Linked DNA regions of Homo sapiens: region 1 is linked to region 2. A link is an interaction called in ENCODE POLR2A ChIA-PET data of the cell type or tissue named here. Cell type or tissue: IMR-90. All regions are shown on one strand. Each heading gives the region's core, and the rest is flanking DNA. Links, peaks and the distances in the headings are about the cores only. Region 1 overlaps MYLK (myosin light chain kinase). Region 2 overlaps MYLK (myosin light chain kinase).

Evidence for each region. ChIA-PET counts read pairs that join two places held together with the same protein. Peaks named below come from ENCODE experiments on the same cell type or tissue, not always from the same donor. Only the 100,000 strongest peaks of a DNase experiment are listed, where the experiment ranks them.
Region 1: POLR2A ChIA-PET joins it to region 2 with 8 read pairs; 2 of 35 experiments call an interaction of 5 or more read pairs at or near these places.

What each region holds. Positions count from the first base shown.
Region 1 is chr3:123,776,838-123,787,036 of GRCh38, reverse strand. All of the region lies in intron 4 of MYLK (myosin light chain kinase), which reads left to right. Among named protein-coding and RNA genes, the nearest start is that of MYLK-AS2, 92 kb to the right of the region's middle. In IMR-90, for the core only: a CTCF peak has its summit at 5,690 (motif pointing right); DNase peaks (open chromatin) are centred at 4,966, 5,256 and 6,136; H3K27ac peaks cover 2,590 bases.
Region 2 is chr3:123,696,144-123,706,342 of GRCh38, reverse strand. It overlaps MYLK (myosin light chain kinase), which reads left to right. Exons shown (of 34, transcript NM_053025.4): 17 at 4,834-4,905; 18 at 5,338-6,323. LOC105369194 (a long non-coding RNA gene) reads right to left here. Exons shown (of 3, transcript XR_924417.4): 2 at 2,334-2,477. Among named protein-coding and RNA genes, the nearest start is that of MYLK-AS2, 12 kb to the right of the region's middle. In IMR-90, for the core only: a CTCF peak has its summit at 4,065 (motif pointing right); DNase peaks (open chromatin) are centred at 4,062 and 5,122; H3K27ac peaks cover 1,041 bases.

The sequences.
Region 1 (10,199 bases), core at 3,311-7,310, 79 kb before region 2:
AACTATGTTACAAAGAAAAGCATGATTTAAATGCTAAACTATTTTTAAAACAAAAATTCAGACAAAGTTAAAAGTTATTTGCCTTAGCCCTCACTTCTACTCTATATAGGTGGCCACCATTAATAATGTTGAGTATCCTTTCAGAAATGATTTATACAAATATTAGCATATATCTGAATATCCTTGTATATACACAAATGGGCCATGTATACATAGTAACCTACAATTTGCTCTTTCTATTTTTTTGTGAGTTCATAGTAGGAAATATATATTTATGGGGTACATGAGATATTTTGATAAGGCACGCAATGTGAAATAAACACATTGTAGAGAATGGGGTATCCATCCCCTCAAGCATTTATCCTTTGAGTTACAAACAAGTCAATTACACTCTTTATTTTGAAAAATACAATTATTATTGACTATAGGTACCCTGTTGTGCTATCGAATAGTAGGTCTTATTTTTTCTTTTTTTTTTGTACCCATTAGCCATCCCCCCCTCCTCCCCCACCCCCACCCTCCCACTACCCTTCCCAGCCTCTGGTAACCATCTGCAACTTGCTCTTTTTACTGAATGTCTTTCGGTGTTTTTGTTTTCACACTAGCACACAGATCCACTTCACAGCTCTAATTCTGAACTTTCTAACCCTCAATTGTTCCCTTCTCTGAACGCCTATAATACTTTTATATATATATGAGACTCATTTTTACTCTTTATCAATTTTTTTTTTTTGAGATGGAGTCTTACTCTGTTGCCCCAAGCTGGAGTGCAGTGACACAATCGCGGTTCACTGCAACCTCCGCCTCCCAGGTTCGAGCGACACTCCTGCCTCAGCCTCCTGAGTAGCTGGGACTACAGGCGCGTGCCACCACACCCGGCTAATTTTTGTATTTTTAGTAGAGACAGGGTTTCACCATGTTGGCTAGGCTGGTCTCGAACTCCTGACCTCAGGTGATCCGCCCACCTCGGCCTCCCAAAGTGCTGGGATTACAGGCGTGAGCCACTGTGCCCGGCCTACTCTTTATCAGTTTTTTAATCAATTTATAATTTGATCCATTATTGTTTATCTTTTGCTTCTTCAATGAGAGTGAGCTGTTCAAGATACAGAATTGCATTGTCCAATAGGATACCTACCCACTAGTCACATGTGGCTACTTAAACTTAAATTAACATGAATTTAAATTAAATAAAATTGAAAATTCAGTTCCTCAGCCGCATCAGCCGCATCAGCACTATTTAAGTGCTGAATAGTCACATGGGGCTAATGGCTACCATATTGGACAGCACAGATTCTTGAACATTTCCATTATCATAGAATGTCCTTTCGGACAGGGCTGATTGAGAGCCTTCTCACACATAATTCAACTTCCCATACTGTATATCACTAACCCACAGCTAGAAGATAGACTGGAAATAGTTGTCCCATTCACAATAAAATGAAGGCATTACATTCTTGAGAATTAAGTGAATTCTCAAGATTCATTCAAAGAAAAATGTGATCTGTTGATGAGAGAATCTTTGTCCTTCATCTTCATTGTAGAATGCTAACCTTGATATCCCAGCAAGCTTGAATGTGCTCCCAAATTTTCCACAGGTGTCTATTCCACGTGGCTGGTAGCCCAGGTGTCACAGAGTTTCCAAAGTACTCAAAGGGAAAGCAGCAGTATGAGAAGTGGCAGGGCAAGTATTACTGAAAATTTACCATAGTCAACAGCTGGTGGTCACTTTGGGTTCAAAATGGTGGACTGAACAGATGTCTTAACTTCCCTTCCTGACAAATATGACATCGAAATAAACATGAAGCAGTCCAAAGAGAATGCATTCATAGCTGCGCTAAAAACGTGAGAGGGACATTAGTGGATGAGAGATTTTCTTGGCATTGCATTGAAGGACATATTAGCTCTGCCTGCAGAACAGTTAAGGGGTGAGGCTTCAGCCATATATTTGAGATTAAAGGATTTGGAGATTAGGAGTGGATGTAGGGCAGAAGTCGGGGTGATTAAAGGAAAGCCTATTTACTAAACATGTATATGGAGAGAATTGAAGCTCCTGCTGTAGATGTTAGTTTATAAGAAACAGGATGGAAGTGTGTTGGATGTGCCATCATCTGCCCACTTGCTCCATGACCAAGCCTGTGACTATGACCAAGTCCTCTATGTGAAGCCTGCTAATAGACATTCCCCATGTGGGGCTTGCAGTCCGCCCCCTCATTCAGGGAGATAGGACTACTCCCAAGAGGTAGAAAATCCACAGAAGCCACCTGCATTTGGAAACTAGTTCTTCAGCCACTGATGGTTAACAGTTAATTCATGGACACCAGATGTCTGAAAACAACATTTATACAATATAATATTGCTATAAGAAAATTGTTGTTTTTAAAAATCAATCCATAGACAAAAGTCAAAAGTGTTCATTATAGTTACAGTACAGAAAGTAAATCCTGTAAGTTTTGGCAAGCCGAAAGTAGAGGGATGGTGAATGGTAAGGTAGAGACAGAAAAACAGAGGAAGAGAAAAATATAGTGACACTAATGTCCCCATCTTACACAGTGGGAAGTAAAGAGATTCCACCTAAAATGGATGGATCAAATAACAGGTTTAAGTATGTGACTTAAAACCATAATGACAGAGGTAAAAAAAAAAAAAAAAAAAAAAAAAAAGAAAGTCAACCCATGAGCCGTATTTGGCACACAGACCTTTTGTGTTTGGCCAGTGGTGTTCTCAAAAAGTTTGAGCAAAGATTTGCAAATGGAAAATGTACATATATGATTCGTGTATAAGTGGCTTTTCTTTACAAATGAGAGCTGGCAATGTTTCCACATGGCCACACTGGCCCAGAGGGTGCCGTCACTGTGTCTGACATTAGTTTCCAGGTCGTTATAGTCCCCACCATTCCAAGGCATCTCCCAACACTAAGGACAAGTGCCTGTTGCCAGTGAGGACCTTGCTTTTCTCCTAGCCAAGTCTATATTCATAATGGGAAAGCAGGAAATGGACAGGAAGGGCCTCGTGACATTTCTTGTCCCAGCCCACATTCCCTACATGTGTTTCCTGCCCAGCCTCTGTAGGCATTGGAGTTAGTGATTATGCTATAAATGTCCAATAAAAGATCTAAAAATCAAGTCAAGGCCAGGAAGAGGGAGGCACCGTAAGCCAGAGAAATTTCTCATCACTCCTGTGGGACTCCACTAAGTGCTGTCTAAATTCTTAAATCAAGAAATAGACACAGAGCAAAATAAAAATAATTAAAAGAAAAAAAGATTATGTCAAGGGTTATAGCTGAGAAGTAATACTGTTGCACGGAGGGGAAAGATAAAGAAGGAAAGAAACCTTTAGCCATTTTATACCCTCAACTTTCACCTTTTACTTTGTACACATTCTTATTGCTTGAATTTTTTGTAAACAGTAGACAGGAATTACTTCTGTATATTTTTTAAAAGCACAATAAAAATGCCTGCAAGAAGACTCAGTACAGCTGTCTGAGTTCAATGTCCAGATTCTATTTGACAGATGGTCAAAGATGAATACACAGTTTACAGTGAAAGAAGTGTAGACAAAGTCCGGGCATGGAAAATATATAACACTGCATTTAAAAAATTACACAACTCTGCTGGCATTTAAACAAATGGAAATCAAAATACCTTAAAAGTATTTATGCACCTAAAAAACTAGCAAAATAAGATACCAAGAGCCCACTGCTGGGGCTGTGAGGAAACAGGTGAGGTTTTCCTTTGTTGGAAGTACTGATTATTGGTTCAGCCTCCTTGGGGCTTAGATTGGCAGAATGTTACAAGGGCAATAAAACTGTTGATGTGCCTTGCCAAGAATTCTGCTTTTGACACTATAACTTAACTCTTAAAGGAGAAGAAAAAATGTAGTTGCTACAAAGATGTCCAAAGCACTATTTTTAATAACAAAAAAGGAACTAGTTTGTACTCAAAAGGAGATAGATTATTATACAAACACATCAATGTGGCAAATATTACATAATCACCTATTTGTCATTGTGGTAGCTATATCCATAAATGAAAATGCGTGTGAATAACAAAGTAGGAAGAAAAGTAGAACAAACACTGTGCACACTCTGATCACAACCATAGAAAATCCATCAATGTGTTCACTACCTAAAATTAGAAGAGGATTTGGAACTGTATGAATAGAATTATTTTTTGTTGTAAGTTCTTTAAGTGTCTGTGTTTTTAAAATTTCTCAGTGATGGTTTACTTACTAGATGGCTGGCCCTGTCTAGATATGTCTGTCTCTCTACTAATAAGGCCTTAGGCTCCTATTGTTTTAACGTGTTTCCAATTATCTCGACTGTCTGCCTTGAAATGGAAACAAAGCTGAGTGGCAAAATGACCGATGAGAGATAAAGAGACCAGATTGGGGTTTTCTTCCTCTTAACTGTATACTCAAAGTGGTGTAGGGGATCTACACAGGCATGAGCGATAGCACTGAGGTCTGGTTCATTTGTTCACATAGATACAATTTCTGGAGAGCCCAGGATGTTCAGATTCCTTCTAATATCTATCTTCCTTCCAACTCTAAGTAAAGTTAATAAGTAAGACACTACTTTCATAAATAATGACCAATGTGAGTTGAGCCTCCTCTGTGCTCCAGACTCTGGAGATACAAAGAAAAATAAAACATGATTGCTGTCTTCAGTGATCTTGCAACTAATGAATTCTCAATATCAAAACAGAAAATTAAACTTTCCTTCCTCTATGAAGCCTTTTCTAGCTCTTCTACCTCATTGCATTTCTTTCCATTTCCATATTCCAAGAGGGTTGTATTCTGCACTCTACAATTTAGATTTTAATTAGATAATTAACGTAGTGTGTTGTGGAAAGAGCCCTGGACTGGGGTTCTAGTTCCCACATAGTTGCCTTAAACTTTCTACAAACCACTAAACCTTCCCGAGTCTCACATTCCTTCTTATAAAATCACGATTCAGATGATCCCTAAGACGCTTCAACATCTGAAATTCTGTGATGTGTCTGTTGTAGTGTGTGTTCTCTGTTTTACATGCCTAGTTTTTATAAAACACACCTCGGTGCCAGCTCCTGGTAGATGCCCAGTAAAAAGAGATTATTTATTCAGTCTGTAAGTTTTCTAAATATTAATCTCTTGTCTCCTTAATGTTCTGTTTTTATTTAAGAAAGATTTTGAGTGTTTAGATTTGATTCATTCAAGTAATGTTTATGAAGCACTTTACCATGAGCTGGCTACTGTGTAGGCTGTTTGTGGTTTGAGGAGGTGCTTGGGGAGGGCTGGCCATCATTTGTGAGGACTGTGGTGTTGAGATCTACACACATCAGGCTGAGAGTTGGACCAAATCATCTTGACCGTTGCTCCCATCTTCAACATTTTATTATTTTATTCAGTGCCTATTTGTATTGGAGTTGGTGTTGGAGTTTTCTTTGTGGTTTGTTCTGATCACATCTGATTTTTAATAGTATGCCATAGGTTTGTGTGGCATTTTACAGAACCCCTTCTAGTTTTGTTAGAGGGTAGAGAGTGCTAGTTACCCCCTCTCCCATTTGTCAGCACTTGGGGAAAGATATGCAGAATGAAATGGAGGGAAGTATGTGCATGGAGGGCCAGTGCCTCTAAGAGCACAGCACCCTCCAGGAGAGCTCGACTGAAGGATGAGGCCAGGCCTCTAGTGACCCCCTCAGGATTCCATTTGTCCAGCCACTGGAGGGCAGAGTTACTGGAGACTTGGTGGCCCAGTGCTCCCAGAGCTCCTCCCTCAGTCCCTTCCAGGCTTCATCTACTGTGAGGGTCTTCCCAACAATTGGCTTGGAGCACTTCCTCTCTGGCCAGAAGCCTCCAGTTGTTCTGACTGCAGACTCCTGGCCTGGCATTTGCCTTTCTCCACGATGTGGGGCTAGTTCCCCAGACCAGCACTCTTCCCAGTTGCCAGGCCCTACATTCCCTGAGCAGGTCCCGGGATTTGCCTCTTGGACTTCCATCATCCTTTCTAACTGGAGCCCGGACCCCTAATCTGTCATAGTGCTACCCTGCTTCTTCCAAATGTCACCTCTTCCAGGGAGCCCATCCCACTTTTCCTTGCCAGTTGTGGTCTCTTTCCTGCTGAATCACCCTGGGGCTTTCCTGTACTGTGTATCTTTGGCTTTATGTTCTGGTTATTTAAGTACTTGTCTCTAGAATGTGAGCCTCTAGACAATCTCTTATTCATCTTTGTGTTCTCTATAGCACCTAGGACAGTGCCCGGCCCGTGGTAGATATTCAGTCAGACTTGGTTAGGTGATGGCTGAGCAGGGATGGATTTAAATACTCTAGGGCACTGCAGTCAGCCCGTGATGCCAAAGTGCTGTCATTTGCAAACGTGTTTACTGGGCAGCTTGTCGGCTATCTTAAGGAGCTGCCTCTCTTAAGACCAACAGTGTGATCTGGAAGGAGGGCAGTTCTGGTATCATGTGCTTGGGTCTTTGTCTTTAATTCAGTCTGCCCTCTGGGCTGTAGTTTCCTCATCCTATAAAATGAGAGAGTTGAACCAGATGACTGTGATGCCCCTTCCTGTTCCAACATAACATGGTTTCATAAAAATACATTTATTTCTATTTTATTTTATTTTTTGAGACAGAATCTCGCTCTGTTGCCCAGGCTGGAGGACAGTGGCGCAATCTCGGCTCACTGCAACCTCTGCCCCCTGGGTTCAAGCAATTCTCCTGTCTCACCCTCCCAAGTAGCTGGGATTACAGGCACGTGCCACCATGCCGGGCTAATTTTTGTATTTTTAGTAGAGATGGGGTTTCACCACATTGGTCAGGCTGGTCTCAAACTCCTGACGTCAGGTGATCCACCCACCTAGGCCGCCCGAAGTGCTGGGATTACAGGCATGAGCCACCGCGCCCAACCATAAAAATAAATTTTAAACAAGATTTTGGAGTAGGGACCTGGTGGTTTTATGAGCATGCTTACCAGTTGACCCCACTGCTACGTGACAGGCTGACTTAAGTGACTAGTTTGCAGGTTCGTTCAGTAAACACTAATGGTATGCAGGATGTTTGTACTCATGCAATAAACAGATGACAGAGAAAACCAAGACACTGTCCCTGTATTCAAAGGTTTGACATCCTCAACTTGCTGAGGCTCTAAATCTGCACTTCCCACACCCTCTACATGCACATCAACCTTGAGTGCTGGCATGTCGTGTGGGAATGAGGAAGTGTGTTCTGATGTCACACATTGGACCTGATGTCTCCTTCAAATTAATCCCTGTCCCCTGCCTCTGCTGAAGAACTCTGAAATAAAGGCGGGTGGGAGATGGTGATGGTGAGAAGAGACTTATGTCCTGATAGTGATGGTGAGGATGAGCAATAGACTCACTTGTTCTTCTCTCATGTGGTGGCACGCTGAGTCCCTGAGCAACTCCTCTAAGAATTGCAGGTCCCTCTCAGCCACTCAGAAAACTCCAGCAGGGATTACGGCAGGACGAGGTGGGGGCAGGCAGAGCCTGTTGAGAGCTGGAGTTTAGATGGTGAGCACAGAGTCCCAAGCCTGGGAGGGAGGTTGTCTGTGGAGTGTGAAGAACTTGGCTCAACCCGGCCACCAAATGCTGGGAAGCCTGACAGGGGAGTGAAAAATGAGCCTGGAAGAGTTGGAGCCAGGAAGGCAAGGAAAATCAAATCAAATCTGGATCCTGACTTAAAAGGCATTAGGCTGAGGGGAGCCAGGCACCTGAACATACTTTCCACAGCCTGTCATGCTGGGCCTGCCTCATCCGTGTGCAAGGGGACGTTGGGCCCAGGGAGACTGGTTCCCAGGCCACCATCCCCCAGCCAGTCTGCTCAGGCGCAGGCACAACCCCATCAAATGCCATACTCTGTTGAGCTAGAGGACAGGAGAGCTGCTGTGGCTCAGTCCCGAAAGGAGTGGGGAAAGACTGTTTCTGGAGCAGACTGGCGCCAGTCAGTCCCCCACATGCACAGTGAACACTGGTACTGAATTAATGAATTATCTGAGACAAAGCTCTTTTGTCATAAACTCAAGTCATACCCAACCCCACCCCCACTCTTCATTTTTAGCTGCCAGGACATAGCTATTTGGGGTTTGAAGTGAAATTCTGGACACCTTAGTGCTGGAATCATTCGTGGAGGCACTTTGTCGAGAGTGGTTTCTCAAGGTGGGATCCTGCAGAAGCCACTGGGTGCCTGCAGGGTCCTACCCAGACCCACTGAGGTGAGACCAAGGAATCTGCCCTTGAACACACTGTCCCTAAACAGGTTCTTCTATGAGCCACTCAAGGGGCAGCTGTTAGTCTCCAGAGATGGAAACAAAGGTCACACCTGCAGGTTTCAGCCGCCCCTGGGCGAGCACATGGGAAGTGGCTGGGCAGTGGAGGAAGGGGTGACTGGGCTTCTGCGTCTTGCCTGATTTTACTTCTGAGGGTGGCGGGTCTGACAATCTCAGGCCCTGGGAAGGGGCTGTCTGTTGATGGGCTGCTCGAGCATATTGCTGACTTATAGATTGGTGATTTTTTTTTTTTTTTTTTTTTGAGGCAGAGTCTCACTCTGTTGCCCAGGCTGGGGTACAGTGGCGCAATCTTGGCTCACTGCAAGCTCCACCTCCCGGGTTCACGCCATTCTCCTGCCTCAGCCTCCTGAGTAGCTGGGACTACAGGCGCCTGCCACCACGCTCGGCTAATTTTTTGTATTTTGTTTAGTAGAGATGGGGATTGATGATTCTTATTATCACCATTATCTCCCCATTATCACCCTCCCGAGGAATCCCCTAGTGCAAATTTAATACCACAGTTATACTCTATACCATATATGTGTACTGGAGTATATCTGTGTGTATATGTAAAAAGAGTAAGACTTTTTGCCCCTTACTCCTGAGAACCAATTATCGCCCCCCCTTAGGGATGATATTACCCCCTTGAGAATGCATCATCATATAGATTAAATTTTATAATGCTTAGAATCTTCTTCTGGAGTAGAGGTGTGGAGTCAGAATAGAGAAGGGAAAATATGGGTAGGAAATAATAAACCTGGGGTAAGAATAGCATACAGAAATAAGCACTGTACAGTCTTGTATTATAGTTGTTAGAGATGGGCTGCAAATATGACTATTAGCTTTCTGGAAATCATTTTGTCTGTAAAAAATAAGCCCATTTGCTCAGGAGATGCAGTCAAAGGCCTAACTAGTGGGAACTCTGGAGATCACGTGTGGGTATATACACATGTCCCTGTGCATAAACAAGGAGCTGTCTGGATGCTAGAGGTGGCAGGAGATGCTTTTTGGGCAGTAGACTGGAGACCCCTGGCTCTGTCATTGTTCTGTGTTCTATCTCCCCTCCTACCCTGAACTCAGATCACCACTATCGTCTGCTCCACACCCTCAGCCCAGTTCCCAAGCTGGCTCAGGCCCCTTCTCACTGCTCTTCGCCTCATCTGCCTTGTGGCCCTCAGGTCTCTGTTCTACACTTGGTCATGCTTCCTGAACCTCCCCAAAGTTTCACAGGGGAAGAGAGGGTGAGCGCAAGACTCGAGCTGTGGCAGAGTGTGGGTATATACCTCAGGGTGGACCAGTTCACCTTGACCTCTTCTTCAGGGAGCAGTGGCCAGCCCCGTGCTTATAAACATGGGCTTGCCAGAGCTCAAATGATCAAAAAACATCAGGACAGGAAATCAAGAAACTCTGTGTTGTGGGGCCATGGAAAGAATAGAAAGCACAGATTTCGTAGCCAGGATATCTGAGTTTGAATTTGTTCTGCTTACATTCTCTAGGCCCCATAGCTGAGATGGGAATAATAATTCCTACTTCCCAGCATAGTTGGAGGGTTGATGCAATGGCAGATGTGCGCAAGCACATAGCAGTTGCCTAATAAAACAATGGGCATCATAGTACTATAGTAATACAGTCAGGATCACTGATCTGTCCACAGCACCACTCTAAATGGCTTACTTTGAGAATGTTTTAAAGTAAAAATGCAATATTCTACTTAAGAAAGCAGATAAGCAAAGGTAGAAAGAAGGCTAAAATTACCTATGGTTCTGCTTTGCTCTCGGTCTTTATTATTGTTTTGTTTAATCGTTCTGTCCTATAGTTATTTTCTAAGCTGGGGGTTTCTTTTGTTTTCAGCATAGGGATAACTACAGGATCTACAGGGGCATAGTGGCTTGTGGAAGCATCACAGGCCATGGGTCAGACTTGATTTTTAATTCAAT
Region 2 (10,199 bases), core at 2,083-6,082:
ACCCAATATGTACCCCATCCCCTTAGGTCCTTTGTGACCATGTGCTTTATACCTGAATCAGTTATCTTTTGCTGCATAACGAACCACCCCAATACTTAATAACTATTAAAAATAGCTCGTTTATTTTTAAAGCAGTTTCATTATTTCTTAGGAGTCTTTGGGTCTCCTATAAAGTTCTGCTGATTTAGGCAAGGCTAATCTCAGCTGAGCTCAATGACATGTCTGTTGTGGTCAAGTGATGGGATGCTTGTGAGCTGCTGGTCCCCCTACTATTATTAGCGGTACACTCAGAATGCATCAACTGCCTTTGCATTATGCTTGAACTAGTTATTACCAGGAAGGCCACTCTGCCTCCAAAATGGGGAGAAGGTACACGCTTACCCCCTAGGTCAGTACAAAGAATGGAAACCGATGATGTGTAAAAATACCTGCTGATGATCTCGTCAGTATAGAAGGAGTAGCACTTTGAGATAATACTTACATTACTCAAGCCAGACATCCTAGAGGAGATGAGCTTGTTTGGGGATTTTGATGGAAAAGGAAGGCTGAATCTTGGCAAATGTGATAAGGCTTAGCTGTTGAGTAGGCCGAGCAAGAAAGGGTGGGGTGGGGGCAGAGCCAAGCAAAGGGCTGTGGGAAGTTTGCCAGGCCAGAGAGGAGGCGTGCACCAGGAGGTCGGCAGGCAGACTGTCTGGGGCCAGCTGGGGACAGTCATAAAATTTAGACTGTCCCAGCAGGAAGGGGCTTCAGAAGTTATCCAGCCTCATCGTCATTTAATAACGGGGGACACTGAGGTCTCAGGGTCGTGGACTTGCTTGTGGCCATCCAAAGGCAAGTAACAGAGCCCAAGTTCAAGCCCTCATCTTTTGACTTAAATCAGATGCTCTTCCATTCCTTATGGCTCTGCTTGGGGAGTTTCTCCCAAGTGCACAGGGAACTGGAAGGACCTGGGAAACCACACTGGAGCCTCCAGCCTGCAGCCTTTGCCTCTTTTTCTTCCCCAAAGTCCAGCCTCTTCATTCCTTTCGGAGGCCACTGCCCTGGCCTTGGCTTTTTCCCCACCTGAGAAGAAGCAAGTCAGTGGAGAGTTTCCTGAGGGTACGTGGCAGGCCTGCCAGAGACCTCACTCCTCCAGCAACCTAGACGTAGAGCAGGGTGCCTTTCGAGGGGAATGACTGGATGGCTGGGAGGAAGCCGGGGGTCCGGTGTGCAGGGGGTAGAGGGGTGGGCAGATCCTGCCTGTCCCTGCTAGGATTGTGAGGCAGGTATGGGTGGGTAGTTTCTGCCTCTCTTCCCTTCCTAGCTCTTGTCTACTGTACCAAAAGGGGAAATGACAAAAAGTCAGCTCAAAATTCCAGCTGGAATACTTGAAACACTTGACACTTGCCAGGAAATTAGTTCTTTTTTATTTATTTTTTATTTTTTGACAGAATCTCACTCTGTCGCCCAGGCTGGAGTGCAGTGGCACGATCTTGGCTCACTGCAAGCTCCACCTCCCGGGTTCACGCCATTCTCCTGCCTCAGCCTCCTGAGTAGCTGGGACTACAGGTGCCTACCACCACGCCCGGCTAATTTTTTTTTTTTTTTTTTTTTTTGTATTTTTAGTAGAGACGGGGTTTCACTGTGTTAGCCAGGATGGTCTCAATCTCCTGACCTCATGATTCGCCCACCTCAGCCTCCCAAAGTGCTGGGATTACAGGTGTGAGCCACCATGCCCGGCCGAAATTAGTTCTTTAAAGTAATTTTTCCATATAGAACCCATCCAAGAGGTAGATGATTCAGGGTGGGACAGGATCCAAGGCTTTGTAACCAGAGTGGAACTCTTATTCAGAGCTTAGTAAGCCAAGGCAAAAGGACTCTTTGTGAAAGGTTCAGTTTATAGGATGATAGCCCCATATGCTCTGTGGCAGCTCCTGGGATGGGGCCTCATCTTCAGCCCCGGCCCTGATTTTGTAACTGGTTATGTGCAGATGTCAAAGATGGCCCCAAGACCCTGTTCCAGCAGCTTAGGTGATCTGACATGTGGGTCCCAGGCAGGAGGCCACTATGAACTTTATAGGCTGCAAATGAACCCATGGTTTGCTTTAAAGGCCCAGCAGAGATTTAAGGGTATGGCTGTAGGAATAGTTACTGCTATTGCCCTGCCACCAGGTGATCCACTTAATGCGTCAGCCTTTGTATCCCAAGTCCTCCACCTTTCTCTGACCCCTTAGACTGCTGGGGGCCACAGGGTAAGGCCTGGGGCTGGATTGGACAGGAGCCCTTGAGAGGCTTGTCTGAGTCTGTGCTCCCCACCTTGAGCACAGGTCATGGAAAGTGACAGAAGCCCTTACCTGCTTCCCCCATGGGGAGAATCGGCTTACTCCAGCTTGCGGCACAGGGCTGTCCACCACCAAAGCCTCAGAGGAGTCCAGCTGGGGTAAAGCCGCCATCTGGGCAGTGTCTGCTCCTGATGTTTGCATCTGGGCTGTGTTCTACTGGTGACAGGAGGAAACTCTGCTGAGGAGATGCTGAAAGGGCTGCCAGGCAAACACAGCCCTTGGGCATCTCATCTTCCTGCTCCATGTCAACCCAGGCACCACAAGGCTGTGCTTAAAGGTAGGAAAAGAGTGGCCTGACACTGGCCAGCAGCCTGGCAGAAGCAGGGTGACCTCACACAGTTATTCTACAAGCTCACCCAAAGTCCATAAGCCTTTTTAAGTGTTGAGAACTCGGGGCACACTGAGGACCTCTTCGTTCTCCCAGGGCCTGGCACCCATGAGGTTTCTAATTGCTGTTTGTTGAGCAAAGGAACAACCTGAACTCAAAATTCTCCAGACTTGAGACTCCCTGCACCTTGAATCTGTGCCCTCTGACAGTCTGAGCATTGAGGAGGGTGGCTGGGAGGGGACAGGCTATGGGATACATGGCCAGGGAGGAGAGAGGAGTGAAAGAGCTAAGGCAGTCAGGAAGGCACCTGCACCAGCACAGCCTGGGACAGCACGAGGGCACTGGAGAGAAGGACAAAGGAGAGGAGCCCAGCAGGCGGGAGGAGGGCTGGAGGACAGCAACGATTGGCTTCTCCTTGCTTCAAATGGGTGCCAGCACCCAAGGGTGAGCAGCGCCCCAGAGCCCCTGAGAATCCTGGGCCAGGCCATGGGCTACCAGTGTCTGTCCACTGGGAGGGAGGCCAGGCAGAGTGAGGTGGAGACCCACACACGCCAGCAGAATACACAAGAACGCATGCTCAGATGCCTGTCCAGGTGGATGTAACTCATATGTGCACATATTCCCAAACACAGACCTCCAGGTGCAGGTGCCTGCCAGCTAGACCAGTATATGTGTACATCATGTGTATGGTTGATAACTACATATGTGCATGAACACACACATGTCCCAGACCAGATTTGTACTGATAAGCACAGTAGGGTAGAGTGCAAAGGTCATAGGGTCACAGGTCCCAACCCCTCCCTCCACTAGCAAGCTCTGTGTGTTTAGGCAAATTACTTAACCTTGACCTTCAGTATTATATTTTTTAATAGAGGTAAGGTCTTGCTATGTTGCCCAAGCTGGTGTCAAACGTGCGAGCTCAAGCAATCCTCCCACTTCAGCCTCCCAAAGTGCTGGGATTACAGGCATGAACCACTGCGCCTGGACTACTTTACCTTTATAAGCCTCATATTTCTTACCTTATAAAAACAGTGGTGACTCTAATCTCACAGAGCTGTTCTAAGATTAAATGAGATGGCTCATGTAAAGAATCTGTCACAGAGCTTGGCACATCTGCTATTGGGTCTGAGTGCTAGTGAGACGGCCACATCCAGGGGCATGAGTGGGAGCACTGTTGTCAGAGACCCTGAGGGTCCCACCCCAGAGCCCCCTTTCCTTATCTTTAAATTGGGCATGGCAGTACTCTATACCTCTCTGGCATGCTGTGGATATCAAGAAAGAACTGCGTGTGGGTGTCATGAAAGCTGGAGGGTGCTGTATGAAATGCAGTTGTTACAACCATCACTAGTCACCTCTGGCTCGCAGACCTGCCCCCACCCCTTCCCCTAGCCTGAGCAGAACCTTCTTGTCTGGTCAGAGCTCAGAAATGCCAGCAGGTGGCAGCCTTATGGGGTTGGAGGGACAATCTGCTGCAAATCCACTGCACTGTAGCCAGACAGGGTACAGCCCCTCCCCTGAGCAGAGGGCCTGAGCCTCTGTGCACCAGCAGGAGACTGACCAGGTTTATGGACATGAAGAATCCAGAGCCCTCCCCACCTGAAGGAAGAAGAGAAAGGGCCACTCATGTAGGAAAACACTTGTTGGGTTTTTAACACAAAAAGTTCTGATCTGAGAGCATTATCAATGAGTGGGGGTTAAGGGTGCTTCCATTCCCGAGCAAGAGAGGGAAAGGAACTACTTCTGTGTTAAGGGATCATGGAGTCAGAGTCAAGGTCACTGGGCAGGCCCACCACCAGGGCCTATCTGTCTAGACCAACCTGCTACATCACAGTTCCCAGCAGGGTTAGCCTTTCTCCTTCCCCTTTTATTGGTTGAGTGAGTGAGTGATTGATTGAATGATTATATTATATACTTACAGAAAAGTGTTCCTATTTCTGGATGCCTGCCTTAGCTGTTGTCCAGACATTCTTTTTTTCTTCTTCTTTTTAAATAAGAGCTGAGAAAATAAAGGGTGACCACACAGTGAGAGGGTCCTGCCCTAAATCTAAGGCTGGGGTGAATGTCTCAGTCAAGCCGGCGACTTCCATCTTCCCCGCTGGCCAGCAGCCTGTGATCAAGTCCACACTGAACAGGCCCTTTGCCCAGAGGGCCTCTTGATCTTTATTGATCTTTGGAATTCTTCAGGAACCGGGTTGGCGAATGCAGTTGCCAGGTGTCACTGATGCTACAGAACAGCTCTGCCAGAGCCCTTCCACGGTGAGTGCCCCCAGGAGCTGCCCCTCCAGGCCATGCCCCCATCCCCACCTTCCTCCTGGCCCCGGCAGCTCCAGCCCAGCAGCCCTAGATTGTTTGTGTCCTGCAGCTGAGGCTGCCAAAGCCAGAAGGGAGAGCCTGGAAGGGGAATGAGGGAGGGAGAGCAGGGGAAGGAGGGGGTGATTTTTTTTTTTTTTTTTTTTGCACACACCCTTATAAGGCTACTGAAGTCATTACCGATGTAATAAACCAACTAAGCAAGCGAGCGCCTCTCACCAATGTTCCCATCTATAAACACAGCCTGGCCGGCCTCCCCCATCCCCTCCCGCTCCCCTCTACCCTCCCACCCTCAGGGATTTGCTCTCCCCTGAAGTTTCTTTCTTACCCAGCCCCTTTTCCTCCTGCTACTTTCCTTTTTCCCTACACTGGTTGCAGGGGGAGGGAGCCTGCCAGCTGCGAGGACCTCTGTGGTGGAGGAGTTGGTGCTGATGGTGGTGGTAGTGACCGCTATGGGTCCCTGAGGCCTGGCTGGCCAGCAAGAGGGCAGGGTTGGCTAGAGGAGGAAGACGGCGAGGACGTGCGAGGGGTGCTGAAGAGGCGCGTGGAGACGAGGCAGCACACTGAGGAGGCGATCCGCCAGCAGGAGGTGGAGCAGCTGGACTTCCGAGACCTCCTGGGGAAGAAGGTGAGTACAAAGACCCTATCGGAAGACGACCTGAAGGAGATCCCAGCCGAGCAGATGGATTTCCGTGCCAACCTGCAGCGGCAAGTGAAGCCAAAGACTGTGTCTGAGGAAGAGAGGAAGGTGCACAGCCCCCAGCAGGTCGATTTTCGCTCTGTCCTGGCCAAGAAGGGGACTTCCAAGACCCCCGTGCCTGAGAAGGTGCCACCGCCAAAACCTGCCACCCCGGATTTTCGCTCAGTGCTGGGTGGCAAGAAGAAATTACCAGCAGAGAATGGCAGCAGCAGTGCCGAGACCCTGAATGCCAAGGCAGTGGAGAGTTCCAAGCCCCTGAGCAATGCACAGCCTTCAGGGCCCTTGAAACCCGTGGGCAACGCCAAGCCTGCTGAGACCCTGAAGCCAATGGGCAACGCCAAGCCTGCCGAGACCCTGAAGCCCATGGGCAATGCCAAGCCTGATGAGAACCTGAAATCCGCTAGCAAAGAAGAACTCAAGAAAGACGTTAAGAATGATGTGAACTGCAAGAGAGGCCATGCAGGGACCACAGATAATGAAAAGAGATCAGAGAGCCAGGGGACAGCCCCAGCCTTCAAGCAGAAGCTGCAAGATGTTCATGTGGCAGAGGGCAAGAAGCTGCTGCTCCAGTGCCAGGTGTCTTCTGACCCCCCAGCCACCATCATCTGGACGCTGAACGGAAAGACCCTCAAGACCACCAAGTTCATCATCCTCTCCCAGGAAGGTAAATGAGCATGGGGGTTGGGGAAGAAGGGGCCTCTGTACCAGGGCCACTCCTAGCTCATGGAGCGTTGGTCTCGCTGACCCCTGTTAGCAGCCCATAGGTAGGCTGCTAACCTGGTTTAGCAGGTAGGAGGGCCTGCTGGGTAGGAGGGCCGCGTCCCTGTTTCCTGCTAACTCAAGGATAGGTCCCGGCTCAGGGGCCTTGGGTACATGCACCAAGGCTGGGGCTAAGGGCTGGGATCCTGGTCCTTGTGGCACATGCCCACATCTCGGCACCCATCTGGCAGAGCCCTCTCATGGCACCGCCACCTGTGGCTCCCCAGAGGAGACCTGAGCCTGAGTTAATTCCAAGCTCCGGCATGGAGAGGGCTCTGTCTACAGGCTTGGAGGTGGGGGACACAGAGGCTGGAGCCAGGGAGAAGCTCTGAGTAAAGAGCTGTTTAGAGAAGCATCTTAGGTTTGGGGAACGGTGTGCAGTGACCAGATGGCACGGAGCTCTGAGTTGGGGTCAACAATAACTTCAGTCTTGATAGCACTGTGGGTTTGAAGGGATCTGTCGGGAAACCCAAAATCCCAAAACAGCCCCTACAGCACACACTCACGGGCAGACAGAGCTACTCGCTTCCTAATTTGGATGAGACTTTTGTTTGCTGGTATTTCACATTCTTGGATGGTGGGGAGAGGAGGGGGGCCCCAAATCCTTCCATCTGTGTGGACTTTTGGGGTCTGGAGTTTTCAGAGGAGCCAGTTTATACTTGGAGAAGAGATGGGGGTGACACAGGAGTATTTTCTCTGGACCCTCAATTTGGTTTGAAGTGCTTTTGTAAATCCCAAGTCTGGGTGGGAGCTCTGAGGCCGGCCGACCTCCACACCCCATTCTGGCAGCCAGCGGAGGGATAGGTTGCCAGCACAGAACAGAGTCCTGCCTGAGCTGATGCTGGTGGCTCCAGACAGGGTAGGGTACAAAGAAGCTCCCAGGAAGTGACATTTCACCCTTGAGGGGCAGAGGGCAGCCACAGAAGAAGCCGGAGTGGACAGGTCCTGTCAAATCTGAGTCAGCTGAGGTGTCAGAGTGCTCTTCCTGTGGGCTGCTCCCCTCCCTGGCCCCTGGCAGCACCCTCCCCACTCCCTCCCTCACCTTTTATCGTGCCTGCCTTCCCCTCACAAGCAGAATGGAGCATTTGAAGATCACAGAATCCCTCTCAGCCCCCGGTAAGGGTCTGTCTTCCCTCTACATCTGGGACAGCACACCTGGAGCAGCTGAGTATATTGAATCTCAGCGCTGAAAGAGTGAAGGGGACACTGGCTGGCAGAGAGAAACATGTTATTTTCTGCTAATGTGTTGACGCAGTAACTTTTCCATGTGGATGTCCTCAGATTGGCAGGGTCCTCCAGAAGTCGTCTCCTCCATCCCCCACCTCTGCTGGCTCAGCCCCCCTCCCCTGAGGCATGGGGGATTATTGGGCTGGGGTGAGACTTCAGAGGAGCAGACGCCACAACCTGTCCTGCCGCCCCTGTGGGGCTCTCCCACTTGGAAAGTCCTTGGTAAAACTGATTGGAAACCCTGACTGGGAACATTTCCCAGGTCACCCTACGGTGATCTCTCCAGGCAGGATGCAGGGTGGCATCCACCATCCTCAGGACAAGGTTGGGGCTGTCCCCTGGCTCTCTGATCTCTTTTCATTATCTGTGGTCCCTGCATGGCCTCTCTTGCAGTTCGCATCATTCTTAATATCTTTCTTGAGTTCTTCTTTGCTAGTGGATTTCAGGTTCTCATCAGGCTTGGCGCTGCCCATGGGCTTCAGGGTCTCAGCAGGTTTGGCGTTGGGAGGTCTGTGGCTGCTCCAGCCTCAGGGAAACTGAGGTTAAGTCAGTTGGGGGCAGCTGTTCTTGGGCTTGCATGGGGTTTAAACCCAGAGCCATCAACAGCCACTTACAAACAATTCACTCAACTAAGCGATGTAAGGCAGACCCCAGGCCTGGTCTCAGAAACTCTTCTGAGCCATTAGCCACTGTCTTCTCGTGCCCTGAGTGCCTGCAGTATGTTTTCCCTGCTGGTCCCTTAGTGGTAAAGAGCCTAGAGATCCTAGCCACTCCAGCCTCCCTTCCCATGGAAACCGTCCCAGAGGGAACAGTTCAGATCCAGAGCAGCAGCAGAAGAAATGATCCAAGGAAGGCTGCACACGAAGGGGAGAGAGAGACCAGGAGAGGTGGAAAGGGATTCCAGAGAGAGCCCCAAATCAAACTGTAAGACATCTTCTAAATATTTTTAAATTGTGTTTAAAGAATAGCTGACATATGTTGAACACTATGTGTTAGACACTATCTTAGGCCTCTTACACTTTTCACCCATTTAATCCTCCCAACAATGACTGTACTGTCCACCTAACAGAGAAGTTAAGTACCTTGCCAAATGCAAGGTGCTGGGGGTAACAGAGCTGGGATTTGAACTCAGGTGGCTGAGTTCCCGTGCCTAGACCACCGTGCTATATGACCTCTTAGTTAATTCCTATTATTTTATCAGGGTACTGGTGGCAGCTGAGAATTTGTCTATCAACAGAAAACACTAATGACTATTTACTCCTCGATTTTGTTAAGAGTTGTCCAAAGGTTGAAACACTGATGGTGCCCCTAGCCTTGCCAGGTTTCTGGTATTTTCCCTGCAGTGGTGGAAGCAGACCTTGCAATGGGCCTGTCTTGCTTCAGTACAGGAGAGTGCGTTGTCTCAAAAAATCGGCCCCACCTTCTGTCCCTTCACTCGCCAAGACTTCAAGAGCCCAGTGTTTTGTTAAGGAAAAAACTTATCTTAAGGCTTCATCTATCAGTCACCATTTAAGCAGGTCCCTCCTCAGGCAGTAGGGCATTCTGAGAGGTGGAGGGAGTCTTTTCTCAATAGATGTGGAAGGAGAAGACACACTCACAGTGATAAAATTGTTACAGCCAAGTGCTGACAAGTGCTATGAGTGTGTCGGGAGGAGCTGCTGGAAGTGGGAAGAGAGGGAGCTGAGTGCTGGACTTTGATCTAAGCCCCGAAGACAGGCCAGAGGGGACGGGCTTCCAGGCGGGGGCCCCGCAGCAGCAGAGGCGTCCTGCTAACAGCTTGTTCTGGGCTGGAGAGGATGACATGGCCCCAGTTTCATCCTATATTCTGCCAAGGAATTCCAGTCTAAAGGCAGTAGGGAATCATGCAAGATTTTGGGATGAAGAACACTGTACATGAAGCTCAGTTTAGGGGTTTTGGTGGACTCTGTGCCCAAAAGACAAATACAGAGCCTACTGAAGAGGTCGAGAGGAAGATGGTGAGGCCTAGACTAGCGTAGTAGCCACAACCACAGTCAGGGAATGACCAGTTCAAGAAGCAAGGATAGAAGTAATGGCACCTGTTGCCTGGCTTGGAAGGGCAGGATGGGGGTGGGGGTAGGTAAAGAAGATGAAGGAATGGAAGACCACTAAGTGTGGGTGCCTGAGTGGCTGGGGTCTCAGTGGTCGTGTCAGTGGGAATAAGGAAGCCGGTGGTTGGAGGAGGCTTCTAGGGGAAGGTGAGGGAATGGCTCCGCTGGCCTCCCGTCCTGCATCCTTCACACTCAGCTCAGCACTGGCCCTGCCCCCGGCTTCCTGACTTGGAGCCCTTTTTGCTCCACTGCACTGATCCCCACCCTGTCAGCTCTGCTACAAACAAGATTCACTTCCTCCAGGATGCCTTCCTGTTGTCACCCACCTTTGGCCACGAGAGACTCTTGCACTGTCCCCTCCCCATCAACCTGTGTATCTGCGTGCACCAACTGCTAGTGGACGTGCTGTTTATAGGTTTCAGGGGACTTCTCTGATGTCTGTAGCTTAGATAGGGCTCATAGCCCACAGACCCCCACCCAAACAG